3 separate regions of the Homo sapiens genome follow, and all the other regions are linked to region 3. Evidence: chromatin contacts called from ENCODE Hi-C or POLR2A ChIA-PET data. All regions are on one chromosome and are shown on one strand. Each heading gives the region's core, a stretch centred on a gene start or an enhancer-like site at or near the end of the contact. The rest is flanking DNA. Distances are from core to core; before and after follow the strand shown. Region 1 holds the start of SHPRH (SNF2 histone linker PHD RING helicase). Region 2 holds the start of FBXO30 (F-box protein 30). Region 3 holds the start of ADAT2 (adenosine deaminase tRNA specific 2).

Region 1 (2,908 bases), core at 207-2,706, 2.5 Mb before region 3:
TCCTCACTAAATTCCTTCGGTTTTCGATTTAAAGTGAGAGATGTGCCACCCTTCCTTTTACTTGAACACTTAATAGTCCATTGTAGGGTTATTAATTGGCCTAATTTCAATATTGTTGTGTCTCAAAGAATAGGGAGGCCTGAAGAGAGGAAGAGAGACAGGCGCCAATAGTGAAGCTTTCAGAACACACACAACATTTATTAAGTTTAGCATCTTCTATGAGCAGAGTTTGTAATGCTCCCAAAAAACTACAATAGTAACATCAAAGATAACTAATCATAGATCACCATAACAGATGAACAGCAAGTGAACACATGCTGCTTGAAAAATGATGCTGACAGACTTGCTTGAGTAAGGTTGCCAAAAAACTTCAATTTATAGGAAAACATATTATCTGCAAAGTACAATAAAGGGAAGCAAAATAAAAGGAGGCGGGGATTTGCTTATGGAAACAGCTTCGTATCTGTGATAAAGGAATATACTAAGTAAAATATGGACTACCCTGGACTGTCTAACACAACTACAACCGATATTCACTTGGACAAGAACTTAGTTCAAGTGCTTCTGTGGTCACACAACCCAAAAGGCCTCCACAGCAGAAAAGCTGCTATTAGGTACTCACTAACTAAGTACTGAGTCCCCAGTGTTTCCTGAGGGTTATTTCACAGGCTCCTGACCCTGAAGCCTCTCAGAGTTATTCCAACATTAAGGTCACTTCTATGAGGAAGAGGTGAGAGGAAAAAAGACCAATAGTGGAAGGCCAGCTTCAGCGCAACACATGTATTTAATAGTTTCTCTCATCTTTGAATATTTATTCACATTTCCCTTTAAAGTCTGTTTTTGAGGGGGAGAAGCTTTATTCGTACCTACTTAGTGGCTGCTTTATAGCAGTAAAATAGATGCTTTTGCAGAATTCTTTTCTGCTTTTCTTTTGTGAGACGGAGTCTCATTCTATCACCCAGTGGGGAGATGTCGGCTTACTCAATCTCTGCCTCGCAGGTTCAAGCATTCTCCTGCTTCAGCCTCCCGAGCAGCTGGGACTACAGGCGGGTACTACAGGCGCGCACCACAACGCCCGGCTAATTTTTGTATTTTTAGTAGAGACGGGGTTTCGCTATCTTGGCCAGGCTGTTCTCCAACTCCTGACCTCAGGAAATCCGCCCGCCTCGGCCTCCCAAAGTGGTGGGATTACAGGCGTGAGCCACCGCTCCTGGCCCCTGCCTTTTTATTAGAGATACAAATCACACACGCCCTTCGCTTCAAGGGGAGCCCCGCCCCCTACTTCGGGCATTCGGCCATCCTGTGTTCTCTAATGGCGTGGGGCAGAGCTATCGCGAGACTCCACTGTATCCTCAGCAAGTTTTTAACAGTGTGAACTTGCGCAGAAGAGACTCATGAAGCCAGCGCAGGAGAAAGGGGGCGGGGTGCTCTGACGAGCGCGTTCGCCTTGACCCCACGCTACAGCGCGCGCCCGGCAGCTAGGCGCTGTGGTTTCTGGGTCTCCCGGGGGACCCCTACACGTTCCGGCAAAAAGCGCTCGTGCCCACCTCAAGCCCATGTTCGGTGGGTGGCGAATGCGTGCCCGTGATCTGCTGGGTCTGTAGAGGAGCGCAGGCCTGGTGCAAACAGACTCAAGAGGCTCGGAGAACCAGCTTGGGTAGGCGCTTGGGTGATGGAAGGTCAGGGGTCAGAGGTCGGGAGGGAGGGAGGGAGGTGGTCTTTGGCCTCCGGGACCAGGGAGGGAGGACGCTGGTTGTCCTGGAGCCCGGGAAGCTCAAGGGCTGAGAGGGAGCCGCTGCGCGAGTCTTCCCCACCTCTTCCCGATCCCGGACTAGCGAACTTCGGACCACCACGTCCCTCCGGGGATAAAGTGGGGTCGTGGGAAAGGAGGCTGTGCTTCTCCTCATGCACTGGGGCCTGCGGTGTTTGTCTCGAGCGTCCAACACACTAGGATCCGGGAGTCCGTCGTCACGCTCCTTGGCCTCGCGGTCGCTTGTTTGCTCGGCCTGCTGGGAGCGATCCGGCGCTGACAGCCCCGCTCAGACTCCGGGAGCCGCTTGTGGGTCTTTCGGAAGATAACTGAGTGGGTACCGTGCGCCGCAGATCTACCCCCGGAGGCTGGAACTGGGTCGCCGCCTCCCTTCTTTGTGCGCGGCATTGTATTAGTAAAAGGGGAGGCAGAGGTTTCTCAGTCCCACTCAAAGTTCTCCGTTACCTTTGGAGCCAGATTAATTACATTCGAATTCAGAACCACTCTTTGACATTGTACAGTTTGACTGGTAGTTGCTATGTTTATGAACGAAGATAGGGTGTTATTTGATGATTAATAGTCACTGTATAATGATCAGTTAAATAATGACCAGGAAGCTTGTGCCCTTTTTCCAAGTAGTTTGACATTAGCACGAGGTAGAAATCCGAGATGTTTGATGCCTTCCAACTTGTACTTAAGGAACTTAAGGAACTTGGGGCTTTTTCTGAACAAAATAAGATAAAGTTATTACTGTTACTTTAAATTATTCCAGTGGGCATTAGTAGGAATGATGAAACTCTTGAATAGAAACGATCCATGATATCTCTACTGTCACAAAAAAGACTATTTAGTTTATGATTAGTAAACATGCTGGAGACAGAGCAGTCCTGAGCAGTATTGTAATGATTATGTCTGTGCTCGATAACCTGCACTTTCTAGAGCTTTAAAGGACCAGTTAACCAGTAAGCTGGCAATTGAGAATAAAATAGTTTACTTTTGAGAGATGCTCTTGTATATCCTCTTTGTCCACCCGAAAGGAGCTGGACTTACAGAATTATTAAAACAAAACTTTTATTATTAAGAGTTTAGGCCAGTAAGATTTAGGGGAAACAATTTGCTGGTGAAAAAGCTTCTTATGAGGGCATTTTTAAAGTTTAT
Region 2 (3,025 bases), core at 303-2,802, 2.4 Mb before region 3:
TGAAGGGACAAAGAAGACAATGAGGTTTCCAACCTGAATGACTCAACTTCAGGCGAGTGAGGGTGACCTAGTGTCAGCTAGGTGACTTAGTAAAAGGTAAAGCCCCAGATCTCAATAAGTATAATTAGAGATTCACAGAATTTTAAAGCTGGAAAGGGCTCTAGAGATAATCTATTTTAGATCCTTTATAAGAGGACAGCTAAAGCAAAACAAAGGTCTGTGACTCAATCCAGGACAGTGAGCATTGAGCGGGGCTATAGTGTAGCAGCACCTACATCCTCTCCCACTGGGCCATCCTGCCTGTTTCCCCATCCTGACCATGTAGCTCTCTGGACAGTGGCTCTCAAGGTCTGAACCGAGGACCAGAGCCTGTCTACAGCCAAATCAGGCAAAATAAGGGGAACAGATAATTTTTCAAAAAGTTAATCATTTAAGGAATCAACCTTTACTCTGTAATCTAAGTTCCTAACTCAGTTTTTGTTTTGTTTTGTTTAATTTACGGATCTGAAAAACCCACAGGCTTTCTCTGTAGGATAGCAAATTATGTGTGAGCTCTCTTTCCCAAAGCACAACAGCAAGGGGTAAAGATGCAGCCACAAAAAGGATGACAACAGTGTTTTCCTGGCTCTGCCCCCATCCCCACTGCCAGGATTACAACCATCTTTCCTTTGTTGTAATTCTCTTGCGACGGGGTGGGCAGGAGTCCCCGACAGAGGGGTGGGGGCGGGTGAGCGGCTCCCAACACCCAGAGCTCGGAATCACTGTCCCTCGGCCGTAGACCAAGGCTTGGTGGTGGTAGCGGGGGCGTGGACATCCATCCATTCTTTGATACAGCCCTGTGGGATTTCTTTACTCCCCAGTCATATGTAAGGTACACTGCAAAAGCGGCTTCAAGTCCCCTCCCCAGCTAATTACCTTCGCGGAATGACGCCTCGGCCCCTCACAGAAGCAGACCCTGGTGGGCTGTCCCGTCCGGGCTCCAGAGAGGCTCCGCCGCCCGCCGGGATCCAGGGCTGAGCTCTCCCGGGGGGAGGTAAAACCCGACAGGGGATAACGGGTCACAGCACCGTCCTGGCACTAAGTCACGGGACTTGGGCACGCTGAGTTAGCCGGCGGGAAGGCCTGTGGCGGCAATCACCAAAGGTCGAGCAAGGGCGCACCCATTTCCTCCAAAAATGAGCTAAAGGGAAAGCAGTGCCCCAGAGTCAAGGGATCGGGGCTGCTGCTCCTTCGACTAGCGGCGCGAACAAGTCATGCTACTTGGGCCTGTTTCCTCAACTGTAAAATGAGGGGTCTAGGATTCCCTCTGGGAATGTACGATTCTAAAATCGAACAGGGTTTGGTAGCACCGCCGGGGCGGAGCCTTACGGGGCGCCGCGGGAATCCAACGACAGGACTCGCCACAGTGGGAGCTCTCTCCAGACCCTACTCTAGCCACGACGCTGCGGGGTCAGAGGGCGGCGTGCGCGTCCCCGCCGGGACTGCGTGCGCGTCCCCGCCCAGCTGTCGGCAGAAGCCGGGCCGGGTGGGCGGGGCGCAGCGGGGCGGGGCGCGCGAGGAGGGTGGCTGCCTCTGGAGCAGGCCGGGAGAAGAGAAAAGGCGGCGGCCCGGCTGGGGAAGAGGGGCGGAGGAGGCGGTTCGGACGGCTGTGTGGGGTACGGAGCGTCGCCGGGACAGAGCGGAGCAGCTGGGCACGGCGTCCAGGGCAGCTAGGGCCTGGGCCGCGGTTCGGCCGCGCCGGCCGGTGAGTGACGGGAGGCCCGCAGGGGAGGCCGGCGCCGTCCGCGCTGCGGCGGGGACGAAGGCAGCGGCCGGGCAGTTTGAGGCCGCGGCCGGGACCGAGGCGCTGGCGCTGGCGGCCGTGGGGTTGACGGGCCCGGCCTGGAGCAGAGGAAAGGCGGCTGACCCCGGTCCATGCGCGTCCCGGGTCGGCCGTCCGGGCGCCCTGAGAGGGCGTCCGCCGCGCTCGTGTCCTCGCCGGGCCGCATGCCGGGCCAGCCGTTGAGGTCAGCAAATGGCGACTTAAGCCTCGAGGGCACCGACCTCCGTGTCCCCCCCAGTTTGTGTGTCTTTGTATTGGGAAGGGACGAAGGAGGAGTTAAACTTAGGGAACCCTAAGCTTCTCGTTCCGTCTGGTTTTTAGAAACTTGGGTTATTTGGGGACAAATGGCTTAAAGTAAGACTGGGGAGGCATCATCCACTGTCTGCACGGGATGAGCAAAGTTGGTAACTTTGCCATTCATGGAAGTGAGAGGATCTTAGCCTTAGCCTCGGTCCTTATTAAAGGGGAACTTCCTTATTTTGCAGACCTGAGGTTATTTGTGTTGTTCCAAGACCTGCGCCTTGGAACTCCTTTGCTTGGAAGGGGTTTATAGAGCGCGTGCTGAATTCAAAGTAATCTGCCAGTATGTTTTTAACGGGTATATTTGGGAGTATAGAGGCAAAGAGGCAAAACAGTATGTGTTTACCAATGTCCTAGTACTCCATTTCCCTCTCCCTTTCTCTTGTTTTTCTTATTGAGCCCTGTTGTAAGTCCCAGATAAAAGATGCTTGGGAACGAATTGACCTTTTATTCCATGATTACTTCGTTGACTCTGATCCAAGATGAAGTTATTTATGGGCATTCTGATATCGGTGTAGATTAATTTAAAATCTTTTAATACAAAATCCCAAACTTTTTAAATTTTAATTTCCATTTGCTAAATTTCAATACTGTTTGTTCTTTAGAGACCTATGGAAATTATATTAACAGGTTTTGCATTTGCTCATACTAAGGTTTTCCAAAGCAGTCCAATTGTTGACATGGCAAAAGGAAAAGAGTAGCATAAAATAAACCTTTAGGATTTTTCAGAGGGTTAGATTTCAATATGCGGTTTCCGCTGAATCACTCTTCTTCATGCTTAGTCACTGTTTCTCATCACAAAAGTTTAATTGGGGATAACATGGTGTTTTGCTGACTTTTTAAATTGCCAATTTGTTTTTACCTAGCACTTTAATGCCGTGACGTAACTTTTTTTTTTTTTTT
Region 3 (2,700 bases), core at 17-2,516:
CTCAAAAACTCAAGTTCTAACAAATTTCCTCTTTTATAGTTCCTAGATGTCCTTTTCATATAATTCACAAAACTTTTATTCCCTCCTTCAAATCCCTGAATATTATCACATGAGCATTGTATGAGGGAAAAGCGTCTCAAGATTTTTATCTTATCTGTTTCTAAATCTCCTCTGGGCCTGTGCAACTCAGTTATGTCAGCTAGATTACAATGATCCCAACCTTGAAGATCCTGAGGAAGATTGCACAACATCCCTCAAGCATTTTTCTTACTGCCATAGTTTGTATTCTAAAATGGCAGAAACAGAGCTAAAATATTGATTTGTTTTTCTTTATCTAATCCATATCTTTCAGTCCTTTAGGACAACTGCGCTGTTTTCAAAAATTCAAATCGACTTTAACCACCACCCGAAGTGCAGCCTATAGGTAACTTCCCTAGATTATTATTAAACTCCTGAGAAGGGTGAGAGCCAAAGTATCAAGAGTGCCAAGGAGAAATGCAGAATCTCACAGGAAAGCAGAATTTTTTTTAAAAAGTTCCTGTAAGAGAATGGTGCCTTGAAACAGAAACTTAAACTGTGATGAGTTCTCCAAAGGTCCGTGAGAAAAAAGGATAGGTGAGAAACAGAGTTAAGAGTCGGTGACAGGGCAAAGGGCACAGAGGCATTTCTCAACTGCAGAGATGGGAGAACCCTGGAGGTTGGCCACCTCCCTTTTCATCCCATGGTTGATCGAACTCCCTCTACATATCCCAGACTAGGATCGCCCGGCCTGTCCTTATTTTAGAAGAAGTCACCTCTCCCACCCCCTTCTCCCAATGCCCCCTTTCAAGCACGTTGTCACCCACCTCCAAGGACCGTGCCCAGGAAGATGCATTTCTTTTTGTGGCGTTTCAGAAAATTCCATACAGACCTCAGCATCTTTAGGCCCTAGGGGTGTGGGCTGACTAGGGGTGAGGGACTGCTTCACCAGGAAACTGTTTCTTCGTCACCTGGCCCAGATGACCCAGCAAGAGCGCCGTCGTCCCGTTCTGTGCTCTCCCGAAATCACAAACGTGACTTTCCGCAGAGACTGTCACCGGAGCGGCAAGGGGGCGTGGACTACAGCAAAGCAGCTACGCTTTCTGCCGCTGCCGCCGCGCAGCCGCCGCCGCTCACTGGTCCGACAAGCCCAGGTCCGTTCAGAAATAGCTCCCGAGTGCCTTTTCATTAGACTACCCCCGGAAACGGGGTCCCGGGCCCGCCGCGTTCCGCTGCCCGCGCTCCTCCTCTGCCGCGGGCTCTGTAGCTGAGTGGTGGCTGGGTATGGAGGCGAAGGCGGCACCCAAGCCAGCTGCAAGCGGCGCGTGCTCGGTGTCGGCAGAGGAGACCGAAAAGTGGATGGAGGAGGCGATGCACATGGTGAGGAGCCCGGGAGGTAGATGCTGCGGGGTGGGACCTTTCTCCAGCCCTCAACCCGACCCCGGCATTTGAGCAAACGTTCTTTCTCGTCACCATAATTTTTATGGCAGTCAGATGTTCTGGGTGAACAACTGGCTTTACTGCCTCGAAACTTTCTGTAGCCCATTCTCACAGTGGCTCTGGGCGAAGGAAGGGGAGGAAATACACAAATTATTTGTTTCATTGCGGTGGAGTATGCTGCAGACTTAACATTCTGTCGCCGGCTGGCACGTGCTGCCTCCCTTTCCTTTCTGTGGTCACACACTCTCCAATCTACAAAGTCACATTATTTGAGGTTTTGGCCCTTGGAACATGTCCAGCAGAAGGAAGGAAACTGAGAACGTTTCTGGTAGAGAGCAGTATGGAAACAAGTCCCTGTACAATCGGCGTCTCGCATTCATTCATTATTTCCTCTGCCCTTTTACTTCCTTCCCTCACTCCCTTCAGGACTGCGAAATAAAGGGGGCTTTCAACAGAATGCTGTGTGCTAGCGAGCTTCTTAACTGGGAAAAAAAGTTTGTTTGTAAATATATGTATTTACATTTTAATAACTACATACAGCCACGTGCCACACAATGACCTGTCGGTAAAGGTCGTTATCCTGGAGCATTAAATCTACTCACCTTAGCCCTATTGTCCCATCCAAGTACTAACCAGGCCTGACCCTGCTTAGCTTCCGAGATCGGGGGACATTCAGGGTGGTATGGAGGTAGACAACCCTAGTTTCTATGTAGACTTCTGGGCTAAACACTTTCGCTACCTTTTAGGTTGACCCTGGGCTAGCACATGTAAATACATTTACATACGTTTACAAACAAACTTTTATCCCAGTTAAGAAGCTCGCTAGCACTTTTCAGCTCCATTATAATCTTATAGGACCACATATACAGCGGTGGTGCTATAGGATTATAATGAAGCTGAAAAGTTCCTGTTGCCCAGTGACATGTAGCCCTCCTAACAAGTACTTTTTTTCCTTTAAGACCTTGAAGAAACTTGTATATGCTAAAACCCAAGAAGCAGCTGCCTCCTTAATCCTGTGTAGGAGGACGTAAACTATGGAATCACATCCCTAGGTGTTTATAATACAATTAAGAGACAAAAAATGTCAAAGCCAGAGAGGTCTAGAAATTCTTTGAAAACATCTACATGTTTAAAAAGATACAAAGTAGCATGGCCAGATGCAGTGGCTCATGCCTGTAATCCCAAAACTTTGGAAGGCAGAAGCAAGAGGATCTCTTGATCTCAAAAGTTGAAGAACAGCCT

Evidence for each region. Hi-C counts contacts between places; a loop is a spot of excess contacts on that map. ChIA-PET counts read pairs that join two places held with the same protein, here RNA polymerase II (POLR2A). Pooled maps may share reads with other maps.
Region 1: a map of CD8-positive, alpha-beta T cell shows a loop between it and region 3 (35-fold over the local background). The contact joins the promoter of SHPRH here to the promoter of ADAT2 in region 3. A Hi-C loop is called at or near these places in 3 of 168 maps with a recorded cell type or tissue (B cell, CD4-positive, alpha-beta memory T cell and CD8-positive, alpha-beta T cell), 1 of 37 single-sample maps with no recorded cell type and 9 of 50 pooled maps.
Region 2: a map of B cell shows a loop between it and region 3 (11-fold over the local background). The contact joins the promoter of FBXO30 here to the promoter of ADAT2 in region 3. A Hi-C loop is called at or near these places in 1 of 168 maps with a recorded cell type or tissue (B cell), 1 of 37 single-sample maps with no recorded cell type and 11 of 50 pooled maps. POLR2A ChIA-PET finds 5 or more read pairs at or near these places in 2 of 52 experiments (OCI-LY7 and activated naive CD4-positive, alpha-beta T cell).

Annotation. Positions count from the first base shown.
Region 1 is chr6:145,962,906-145,965,813 of GRCh38, reverse strand. SHPRH (SNF2 histone linker PHD RING helicase) reads left to right here and starts at 1,456. Exons shown (of 30, transcript NM_001042683.3): 1 at 1,456-2,083. RefSeq lists enhancers at 980-1,029, 581-1,568, 1,480-1,699, 1,810-1,939.
Region 2 is chr6:145,813,322-145,816,346 of GRCh38, reverse strand. FBXO30 (F-box protein 30) reads left to right here and starts at 1,552. Exons shown (of 3, transcript NM_032145.5): 1 at 1,552-1,744. All of the region lies in intron 1 of EPM2A-DT (EPM2A divergent transcript), which reads right to left. RefSeq lists enhancers at 462-531, 1,589-2,143 and a silencer at 1,372-1,911.
Region 3 is chr6:143,449,261-143,451,960 of GRCh38, reverse strand. It overlaps ADAT2 (adenosine deaminase tRNA specific 2), which reads left to right and starts at 1,266. Exons shown (of 6, transcript NM_182503.3): 1 at 1,266-1,398. The coding sequence starts at 1,303. PEX3 (peroxisomal biogenesis factor 3) reads right to left here and starts at 1,156. Exons shown (of 12, transcript NM_003630.3): 1 at 846-1,156. The coding sequence starts at 918. It also overlaps the pseudogene RNA5SP221. RefSeq lists enhancers at 1,316-1,475, 1,278-2,260 and silencers at 2,016-2,095, 2,156-2,235.